Regions from separate parts of the Homo sapiens genome. Here region 1 is linked to region 2. Evidence: chromatin contacts called from ENCODE Hi-C or POLR2A ChIA-PET data. All regions are on one chromosome and are shown on one strand. Each heading gives the region's core, a stretch centred on a gene start or an enhancer-like site at or near the end of the contact. The rest is flanking DNA. Distances are from core to core; before and after follow the strand shown. Region 1 overlaps ADGRG4 (adhesion G protein-coupled receptor G4). Region 2 holds the start of MAP7D3 (MAP7 domain containing 3).

What was found. A loop is a pair of places that touch in the nucleus more often than their neighbours do. ChIA-PET counts read pairs that join two places held with the same protein, here RNA polymerase II (POLR2A). Pooled maps may share reads with other maps.
Region 1: a loop to region 2 is called in a pooled map, with 2.7 times the contacts of the local background. The contact joins the enhancer-like site here to the promoter of MAP7D3 in region 2. A Hi-C loop is called at or near these places in 1 of 50 pooled maps. POLR2A ChIA-PET finds 5 or more read pairs at or near these places in 4 of 52 experiments (IMR-90, OCI-LY7, activated CD4-positive, alpha-beta T cell and 1 more).

The regions. Positions count from the first base shown.
Region 1 is chrX:136,349,269-136,355,087 of GRCh38, reverse strand. ADGRG4 (adhesion G protein-coupled receptor G4) reads right to left here. Exons shown (of 26, transcript NM_153834.4): 6 at 4,655-5,819; 7 at 3,547-3,641; 8 at 1,687-1,751. Among named protein-coding and RNA genes, the nearest start is that of ADGRG4, 51 kb to the right of the region's middle. RefSeq lists an enhancer at 1,117-2,316. Within about 2 kb of position 1,272, at least 4 of the 41 ENCODE cell types and tissues checked have a DNase peak (open chromatin) inside an H3K27ac peak, as active enhancers do.
Region 2 is chrX:136,247,057-136,252,761 of GRCh38, reverse strand. It overlaps MAP7D3 (MAP7 domain containing 3), which reads left to right and starts at 1,362. Exons shown (of 19, transcript NM_024597.4): 1 at 1,362-1,473. The coding sequence starts at 1,404. RefSeq lists a silencer at 1,256-1,645.

The DNA.
Region 1 (5,819 bases), core at 23-2,522, 100 kb before region 2:
CTCCTTTCACCTGCCCCAAGGCGGAACTCTAATCTTTCTTCACCTTTCTGATTGTGAGTCTTAAGACCCTCTCCAGAAAGAGTCTTGCCTCATATGAGACTTGGGAAAGGAATGCTGACATAATGATGTTTCCATAAAATCCCAAGAAGACTGGGTTTGGAGAGCTTCCCAAGAGCTGAATACATGGAGGTTCCTGGAGGGTGGTGCACCCAGGGAGATCATAGAAGCTCCATTCCCCTTGTCCCTTACCTCGCCTTACACATCTCTTCATTCGTATCTTCTGCAGTATCCTTTATAATAAACCAATGCACATAAGTATTTACCTGAGTTCTTTGAGCTGCTCTAGCAAATTAATCAAGCTCAAAGAGTGGGTCACGGGAACCCCAAGTTGAAGTCAGTTAGTCAGAAGTTCTGGAGGCCTGGACTTTTGACTAGTGTCTGGGGTGAGGGGCAGTCTTGGGGACCTGTGAGATCTGAAGCTATTTTTGAGAGGATAACACCAGAATAGAATTGAAGTAGAGAACAACCAGCTGGTGTCAGCTGCTTGGTGTGTTGGGGGAAAATCCCCACACGTTTGGTCGTAGAAGTCTTCTATATTGATTGTTGTGTTGGTATGACAACAGAGGAAAAAAAACAGTTTGAATTTTTTTGAAACAGTACCCTTATAAGAAGAGACAGGAGAGCTTTCTGTCTCTCTGCTTTCTGCCACTTGAGGGCACAGCAAGAAGAGGGCCATCACCAGACACTGAACCTGCCAACACCTTGATCTTGGACTTCCCAGCCTCCGGAACTGTGAGCAATAAATTTCTGTGGCTTAAGCCACCTAGTCTATAGCATTTTTGTTATAGTAACTCAAAACTGACTAAGACAATAACCTACCGTACATTTACCTCCATTCATTTATATGAATTTTCTTGAACCTATTAATATGTATATGAATTAATACTTGATTAATAATTAATACTTGGATATGTAAGAGAAACCAAAGTCCCAGTGTACAGAAGACAGGCAGTAGCATTTTATGTTTTAAAAATCAGTTTGCCATGGCTTAACAGAGCCATGCCTATTTTTCAAAGAGCTTCTGCGGGGTGTCCCTTTACAGAGGACTAGTATATGTGCAGCGAAAGAATACAGGAAATACTTCTCAGGTGAGCAATTGCCTTTGCCATAGTTTCCATGATACTACTCAGTGCCTGCCCATTTCACTGCAATCACCTTTCGAAATTTGTGCCCCAAGCAAATCTTGGATTAGTCAACATTCTTGCTTTAGACATTTCAAGTTCACTTTGGAATTTCTCTTTTCTGAAAGTGAATCATTCCAAAATAAAAGGCCTTATAAATCCTCGTGCATTGTCCATACATAGCACTTCAAAGCATGATTTTTGTATAAATCACAGATTCATAGAAACTTAGAGATGAAAAGGGCATTAGAGGTAACTCAGTCTAACTGCATGACTTCCCCTATTGATTTTCTTTTGTTTTGTTCTCCCATTGGCTTTGTGCCCTACAATAGTAATACAATTTTTTTCCTCATGCCAAAAAGAACCTACTCAGGAAGGAAGATGCAACTAAAAATGTGGCAGCCCTAAATCTCAGACATAAACATAGGACATCCCCTCCAGATAGGAACAGACCCAAAATGCCCTCAAATTGCCCTTTGACCCACAGTAAATGTCATTCACATACCTGCTTTTAATTTGGGTTTCCAGAGTAGCAAGAGAAAATTCACTGTTCTGAAATATAGAATTCAACTGTACAAGACAAAAAAAAATCAGTTTTAGTATTCTGCTCCTCTAGTTTAACTCAGCAAAATCACTTGGGATGGTGTGATCATTAAGCTGCACTCATTATTTCAGCTGGCTCAACATTTCCATCTGCTCCATTAAGTTTTTCCATTTACGTTTTACCTGCTATTATGGGCTGAATTGTGTCTTTCCAAAACTCAAATGTTGAAGCCCTAACCCCGAATGTGGTTATATTCAGAGATAAGGCCTTTGGGGATGTAAGGTTAAATAAGATCATAAAAGTGGAGCCCTACTCCAACAGGACCAGTGTCCTTATAAGAAGAAAAAGAGAGACCAGGGATGCGTATGCACAGAGGAAAGTCCATGTGAGGACACAGTTAAGAAGATGGCCATCTGCAAACCAAGGAGAGAGGCCTCACCAGAAACCAACTCTGCCAGCACTTTAATCTTAGACTTCCAGATTCCAGAACTGTGAGAAAATAAACATCTGTTGTTTAAGCCATCCAGTCTGTGGCATTTTGTTATGGTAGCCTGAGTAGACTAATACACCCACCCATTTTCAAGGATTTATAACCAAGCCATAGACACTTGAAAATAAGTGCTGACAGGGAAAGAAGGGAAACAGATATGATTATTTGCTGTTGGGAGATGGTGCAAGTTGGTGTCACCTATCTGGGAGGCCATTTAGTGACAGCTATTTAAATGTGAAAGGTTCACATCTTTTCATCTACTGATTCCAATTCTAGGAATTTATCCTATAAAAATACTTAAGTGCCTTAAAATTTACTTCTAGGGAATTGTTTTCAGCATTGTTTCTTTCTTAAACTTTTTTTTTTTTTAAAGAAAACAAGATCTCGCCATGTTGCCCAGGCTAGTCTCAAACTCCTTGGCTCACGCAATCCTTTTGCCTCAACCTCTCAAAGTGCTAGGATTACAGGCATGAGCCACAGTGCCCAGCCCAGCATTGTTTCTAAATAGAGAAGAAGATAGAAACAACTTAAATGTCCACCAAAGGATTTAAAAAAAAAACTATACTACAACCATGTAGTGAAACCCTATGCATCTGTTAAAGTGTATGATTTATATTTACCAGCATGAATATGTGCAAAGATACATGGTTAAGTGCAGAGGAGGGGGAGCAAGTTGAAAAATAGCATAACTAGTACAACTACAATTATTTTGTAAAAGAACACACATGCATCAATGTTATAATATGCACAGAAAAAATATCTAAAAGAATGTACCTTAAACTATTAAGAGGAGTTAATGCACAGAGCAGTATTAGAGAGAGGACATTTACTTTCTGGGTTTTTGATGTCAATGTCTGATTTTGTTACAGAGAGTATGTATTAGTCATATCAAGAAAAAATTAAGGATAAGTAAAACATTCATTGTGTTGGAAAAAGAAATAAAATGCAGAAAACAATAATACTTAAATACCATTGTATTTAAGTATACATTTTGTTATCACTGCTCTCCCACTTTTCCCAAATAGGAAAATTTGGCAAAGACTCAGAATTTGTGTCTCTAAAGGGAAATGTACAGATCTCAACAAATGAAAATAATAACGTTCCATAAAAGCTTTCAACATTGGCACTATGAAAGAGAGATTGCATACATTCTCATGATGTTGCTTACAGAGTAGACAGATTTGCAGCAAAAAAAAAAAAACTACTTAGCTGTGAAATTTATTATTGGTAGAAAAAAGTAAAGCCTAGTTTTAATATATTCTGTCATATATATAAATGTATATATTCACATATATTTATATATGCCATAAATATGCAAAAGATTATTTTACCGAATTTTCCGTAAATTCATTTATAACACTGGTAATAGGGATCCTTGGCTCTTCAACAAAGACAGAGAAGCTCATTTCAACATTGTAGAAGGAAACTGTAATTAAAAATAAGGAGGTTAATTTTATTCATTTAGTTCAAGAAATTTGACTTCTGTAAATTTGGTGAAAAGTGTTCTCTGTTTTAAAGTAAACCAAATAATAACGTCTCATGCCTAAACTTAGCTTAATTTAACTCCAAGGTCAAGAACCAACACTTTCGGCTCCATATCAAAAAGCAGAACAGGACGTTACCATCCCAGTTTTGCTTTATTTGGGCACTTCCTTGATTTCTAGTTGACAGACACTCCACAAATCCCACCAATTCTCCACTCTCATTGGCCAACAGACTTTCAGTCCACTCAATGGCCAAACTGAACATTATCTCAGAAGATCATTTTCTCTGAGAAAGTAACTGTTTTTTTCTTCCTGTGCCTTGTTTTCTGCTTTGGGTTTTTCTCTCCTTTTTTCCCTTTTGCTCTTGTGTATCCTATCAAATTTCTATTGTAGAATGTTAAAAGTTGCAGGAATATTCCAAATTTGAACAATATGGAAGCCAAATATTCCCTGGCCTTGGACAAGCACTCCTAGTCAGCTGCAGGTAGGGATTGGAGAAGGCTGAGACCTGCATAAAAGGAATCCAAAAGGCAAGATAAGATATATTCTGGTGTTTTTTTCTGGTGTTTTCTGGTGTGTGGTCAGCATGCTCAGACCTAAGGCCGTATGATTCTCTTACTGGGAAGGGATGAGGTTCCTAGTCCATGTGCACATTGGCAGAATCAGAGTCAGACAGTCAAGAACAAAACAGGTGGAAAGTAGGCTTAGAAATTGTCATGCTGAGTGAAAACATACATTTACATTATATTTCAATAAGGCAAAGACAAGAAAGATGGCTAGAGAATTTTGTATTTGGACAAGGTACTCACTGTACCCACTGTCTGAAGGAGACAAGAAACACCTGCACCCTTCTTCATTCTTTTCTGCCTTCCAAGAACGGGCCACTTTGGAGAACACATGACCCATAGTGCATGAATTCTGTTGGGGCTACACCACATGCATTATGGAGCAGTACCTGTGGACTTGGTGGCAGTAGGCGAAGTCGATGCTTCCGTAGATAGAAAGGAAGGTGTGGAGTCCAGCCAAGTTGTTTCAAAAAAGGACGATATTGGTGAAGACACAGTTGCTGTAAAAGGATATGTCACCCCAGTGGATATGAGTGGAAATGAGGCTCCAGGAACAGTGGATGTAGTAGTCATTATATTTAGAAGGGAGTCCAGTGTGGGCTTAGGAATAATTAAAGTAGAGGGTGATGATGCAGTTGGAATTCTGTTCCATGAAGATGTTATTGTAGAGCTAGGCAGAGGCATGGCACCAACAGATAGAGTGTGGTCAGTTGTAGAAGGTGACATAGTCTTTCTGCTGAAGGATGAAGGATGAGACACAGTCCTGGGGTTGGCAGTTATTGTGGTTCTGGAGGATGCCTCAGGGTGTGTGGAAATGTACACAATGTCATCTGTGACATTTATAGACATAGGGAGAGAAGTTGGGAAGCCAGTAGTGATACCACCCAGTGTAGGTGTAGGAATGGTTCGGGTGAGTATGGTGCTCATAGTAGCAGAGGGTAGTGTTGTCAAGTTAGTGAATGGGTGCGCTGATATCATGTCAGATGTCAGAAATGTTGATTTTGACACCTCTACTGTAGAGGAAGTCATAACATGAGGGGCATTAGATACAGTTGCCGGAGGGGAGCCAGAAGGGAGACTAGATAAGAGCCATGTCAGAATGGGTGACTTTGAAATTACAGATCCTGAAGTGGCACCAGAAAGAATTGATGGGAGTGTGGTCCCAGGAGTTACAGATGTGGTCATTTTCTCAAATGTGTGCTTAACGTCAGCCAATGTGGAAGTGATAGCTCTTAAAGATGTTGATAATGAAGGGTTCTCAGAAAGCCCATGGTTAGGAAGAATTCCTGACATAGGAATTGATGACATTGCCATGACATCTTTAGATACTAGACCAGTCTGAGAGGCTGTGAATGTTGACAAAGGCCCAGGAACAAGGTGTAGAGTCTCTGTTTCCATCTCATTGGATGTAGGTACATTAATAGTGGTGGAAATTGGAAACTGAGAACCTTCAGCTGTGGGTATGTTCCAGGAAGTCATAAGCAGAGGTTGGGTATTACTAGATGTCATTCTTGTTCCCAGAACTGGAAATTCAACCATTTGGGATGTGGGAGG
Region 2 (5,705 bases), core at 113-2,612:
TTAATTTTTGTTAAAATTGTAGGTGCAACGTAATGTCTTTTTTTTCTTTTTCTTTTCTTTTCTTTTTTTTTTTTTTTTTTTTTTTGAGACAGAGTCTCGCTCTGTCACCCAGGCTGGAGTGCAGTGGTGCTATCATGGCTCACTGCAAACTCCACCTCCCGGGTTCAAGCGATTCTCCTGCCTCAGCCTCCCAAGTAGCTGGGATTACAGGCACCCACCACCATGCCCGGCTAATTTTTGTATTTTTAGTAGAGTCGGAGTTTCACCATGTTGGCCAGGCTAGTCTCGAACTCCTGACCTCAAATGATCCACCCACCTCAGCCTCCCAAAATGCTAGGATTACAGGCATGAGCCACCGTGCCTGCCCCATATTACATATTATATATATTATATATTAATATATGTAACTTATGCTATCATTGCTAACATATGTAATATATGCTATTATTAGCTTCTTCCATTTTACAGCTCCCATGTCATTTGGAGACTCAGTGGTCTCGCCAAAGTGCCCATCTCACAAGTGGTCCAGCCCCATTTTGGGATCTCCTGCACCACACTTAATGGCCCCAACCATAAACTGCGTGCCTACAACTATGTCACTACACACACACTCACAACAGTGGTGACTCCACCTCATAAGGGCAAGCCCCCATGAAGTGAGGTCTGCCCCTTAAAGGAGCCTCAGGCCAATGACGGTTTTCCTTGTGAATGGGAAAAACATTCTGCAACCTGGTAGAGTCTCTCCCAAAATCCGGAGAGATTGATGCCAATAAGTCCTCTGCCTCTCTTTGAAGACTCACAAACATCTTAAAGATATTTCACCCAACTTTGAGACCTATGTGTCATGATTTATTGTGCAACAGTTTAGGGAAGCCTACTCATGATGGGGCCCCTAGCACCTCAAAGCAAGCCTGCGACTCCCAACCTCTCCCTAGGCTTCTTCCCCCAACTTGGGTCTTTCTTTGTGTAATGTTTCAAGGACTAGTAAACTCATGATACAAGCGCACCCAGGAGGCACGCCGTAAATGTTCTTTAAATGAATGAATGAATGAGGAAGGAATGTTACTGTGTTGCTAGGTAAAGGTGAAGAAAGGAATGTTGGGGGGGCCAAGCTGGGTGCTGATTGGCTAGTCCTCACAATGCAGTAGGGGCAGAGCACGGAACATAGGAGAGGGTTTCTTTAGACCAGGTAGTCGCTGCCCAGCCGGTCAGGACGTGGGACGCAAGGGGCAATCCTGCCCGGTTCGCAGGTCCGAGGCGGGCGCGGTGGCCCTTCGGGCCCCGCCCCGCCCCGCCCCGCCCCGCCCCGCCCACCGGCAGCCCGGCCACGACCCAAGCGGAGGCCGCGCCGACGCCTGCGCAATGTATGCGGAGAGCCACCACCGCCTCCGGTCCCGACTCCGATGATGGCGGACGGCGCCGCAGCTGGCGCTGGCGGCAGCCCATCCTTGAGAGAGCTGCGGGCACGGATGGGTGAGCGGGCGGGTGGCTCCCGGGGGTGGTTCGGGCCCGCGTGGGAGGCAGGGTTCCCGCAGTCCCCGGGCCGTCGGAGCGGCGCAGCGGGCGCCACAAAACTTTTCCCTGGAGTCGCCTCGTGCTATCTGGTCCTCCCCTCACCCCCGCCGGAGTGCCCTGGGATGGGACAGGGGCGGGGGCGGGGGGTTGAAATTGTCAGCCGACGCCGCGAGCCGCCTGAGTCCCGCCGCCAACGGTCGAACTGCCGCTGCCAACGGTCTGAGCCCCGCGGACGCGGCGCGAGGCAACTCACGGGCTCTGCTTCGACGGGCGGGGCGGGGGCGGCTGGAAGCCGGACCCCGCGGACCGCCCCGTGCCCCATCTGCCCTTGGGGGGCGGTGGCCGCCCGCGCAACCGCCCCAACGAACGCACAGCTGCCTGGGATGTGCGGGCGCCCGCAGGGACTCCGCGCGCCGGCGCCGCCTCCGCCGCCAGGCAGCCTTTCCAGGCACGGAAAGTTTGAGTTATCCCCCAGCCCGGGTCGTGGGCGAGTTTAGGCGCTTTTACTGTCGCAGTCCTTGCCTCTCCCAAAGGCTTACCTCCTGCACCCTCCCGGTCAAGGTCCAGGGAGGAAGCTGGGTGAGGGTGGGGATGCTTAAAAGTTGCTTTAAAAGTTGGGATGAAACTTGGCTCTTTGCATCTCCTGATTTGCCTGCTGTAGCACATGACTTCAACAAGATGTCATCTTCTGTGGGACATCTTGCAGTCTCTAGGCTGAACTGAACGGGAATCAGCACTTCAGAGTGCTTTTTCCTCAACTAGTCCCATCGCCAAAACGTTTTTCCCTCCTCGAAAACCGTTAATCTTATACAATTTGACAGCACATTGCTTGGTCCAGGAGACTGCTCCACTACCTGAGATAGGATTTCTTCCTTTCAGGAGGTTGCTTTTAGCCTGTTAGACTAGTTCCCTCTGCTATGAGCGCGAATAAAACGATTTTATTAATTTTAATTGAATTTCTTAGGGGTTTTTTTGCATTTGCAATTAAAAAGTTAGATTGTTTACGATTGGGAAGCTATATGTTACTTGAGAAGACTTTGAATCAGCTCTCCAAAGACTGTGTCAGAAGCATATACTACATACACTTTCACCATTCATTAGGGAGAAAAGAATCTTCCTTCCGTGTCTATACTTATGGTTCACCTAGAAAGACAGTCTCCAATAAATTGTGTTGCTTATTGGTACCTGTGGCTCTCAGGCACTGGTTTATTTCAGTGATTTAGATTAACCAGCATTACTCCAATATGGTGAAGAAGCTGTGAACCGGATAAACCCCTAAAAGCATTTGTATATCAGATGTTGGAAAGTGTTTTAAAATTATATATGGGACAGATACTGGAATTCACAGCATTTCAAACCAAAAACTTAAGAGCCATGTAAAAGTCTTAACCTAGGACCCTGGTTTAAAACCTTGCTGCCCACTTCATGTTAGGAATTGTAAATATCGCATGTTAGACTTTTTTCACAGAGCACCAACTTGACCAGAACTGCCCTTTAGATCTCAGCGTTTTCCTGAAGGGGTCAAGGAGACAGATGTTTTTGCTAAAATGTTGTTTTCATCTTCTGCTGGCAGTCTGGCAGCAAGAGTTAAAACTGTCTTGAATACATAACATATAAATGCATAGCACAGTCAAAATACATTTATTTTATACATTTATGTATGCATGCAATAGATACATGTATATATATATGTGTTACATATAAAGTGTAAATATATATTTGTTGAGTGATGTTTTCTGTGCATAGCACTGTGCTGAGGTTGTAGCATACCAAATATTTAACAAAACACGTGTTTATATTTTTATGCAGAATTGTTTTAAAATAAAAATTTATTTGAATATTTCAACCAGATGAGCATAAGAAACTTGCCACTGACGTATCACCTTTCCCTTCTTGTTTTTCTAAATTCACCAGTGTTTCTCAGTTTAGAATAACTTTTTCAAAGAATAATTTCTACCAATGCAGAAAAAGCTACGGAGATTGACAGCTAGATTATCATAGAATTTTAGAGTTGGAGAAACCTTAAGATGATCTTGTCAGGCATCCAGAGTCCCAGCTGTAAAATCCTGGGGCACTTCTGCCACTTGAATGGGCACTCTCATGAGGAGCTTAATATTTTTCCAAGTAGCCATTCCATTGTAGACAGCTCTAAATGGTAGAAAATTGTCTCCAGTTTTGTCTTCAAGACATGCTATCTTTGGTTTGAACTTGGAGGTCTTCTGAAAGTCTCAGCCCTATGACTTTGGCTTTTGCTATTTGAGGCAAAATTCTGTGAATCTGCCTGATTTTTATGGTTCTCTGATGGCAGATTTCTTTTCCTGTTATTTTTTCTTAATATTTCAAAATAAAGTTGCTTTGAAATTTACAGTTAAATCAAGTTCTGGCTTCACCACTTACTACCTGTGTGAACTGGGAAAGTTATGTTTAGCTTCAGTTTTTTCAACTATAAAAAAAATTGGGGAAAATAATTACGTCCACTTTATAGGATTGTTGTAAGAATTACATGAAGTAATACAAATGAACTTTGTAAATGGTGAAATGGTATATAATATGTGTTATGGAAGTTTTTAGAAAAGTTCTATAAATACAGATTAAGATTCATAATTCAGTTTTAGTAATACACTACACATTTTCTTATTTAATCTCTGGGCAAAATATAACTTTTACTTTAATTTTGGATTTAGAATTAGTATAAGGACTACAGAAATACCTTGCTGTTACTTTTAACTGAATATTAAGTAAATTCCCTCATTCATTTAAATGCATGTTAAGTAAATTCTTTCATTCAATGAAGTTGAATAAAATGTTGACTTTATTATATCCAGACATAAAGGTGTTATCCCATTTTCTGGACATTTTAAATAATTTTTAAACCCTGTCCTTTCTGTTAATGTATTTCTTACCAGTAGGAATTTGGATACAAAGGTCTAAAAATCAGATTTGATACTACTACCACATTAACCTTTATATGATTCGGTTCATTATTCTCACCACAGCTACTTCTAAGGTTATTTCTGTTTAATAAGATTTTTAATTAGCCTGGTAAAAGTATACTTTTTTTGAGACAGGGTTGCCCAGGCTGGAGTGCAGTGGGATGCTAAAGGCTCACTGCAGCCTCAAACTCTTGGGCTCAGCCTCCTGAGTAGCTGAGACTACAGGCATGCACCACCACACCCAGCTAATTTTTGTATTTTTAGAGATGGGAGTTTGCCATGTTGGCCAGGCTGGTTCCAAACTCCTGACCTCAAGTGATCCACTTGCCTTGGCCTCCCAAAGTGCTGGGATTACAGGCATGAGCCACCACTCTGGGCCAAAAATGTAGATTTTGAGGGAAATTATCAGCTAAATAGTGTCAAATACGGACTATCCTTGGGACTTCTAAGCAGGAGAACTGAATGTGTAAAAACAATACTACAAGTACTTTATTGTTTTCTCTGCACTCACATAAAAATGTTGCAAGTGGGTATATAGGAGTGTCTATAGACCAAGAATTTTTGTTAATATACTAGTGCTCAAATTCAGAAAATAATTGTGGTCCATGGAATTGCCAGTACTTAAATTATTAAGGAAGCTGAGAAGAGTCTAATCCTCAAATTAAGCTAGGTCATATATTATCTGGGCTGTTCGGCCTCTGGGGTAAAAAAAAAAAAAAAAAATGGTGATCCTTACGGCAGCAATTGTGATGTCATTTTCAAGATTATGCTGTAAAATAACTCCCTCAGTAGCAATTAACACCTCAGAGTTCATTCATTTTATAAGTCCAAGGACAGCCCCTCTATTCCCTCAGTTACTTTAACTGCCCATCTTCAACTGTTACATTTTTCTCAATACATAGAAACCAGACTTGTATGCAGCATCACAGGGGCTTACTTCCTGTGCTTTTCTACAAAAGAAGAACAGAGTTAGTTTTCAGTGTTATTTTCAATACTCTTTCTGAAGATGCTCAGTATTGTGGGACATTTTAGATATAGCCATGTGTGGAATTAAAGGGTTCAGGGATTCCCCTATAATAACTCATGTGTGTCATCCTGGAATTTTAGTTTTCTTACTTTTCCTCATACTGTGCTTTCCTAATCTTACACTTCACCCTTATTGAAGTTTATCACTTTTCTGCCTGTTTACACGTTTGTTTGCACCTTGTATAATTTATATTTGTTTGCTTGACATCTACCTAGAATGATACCATCTCA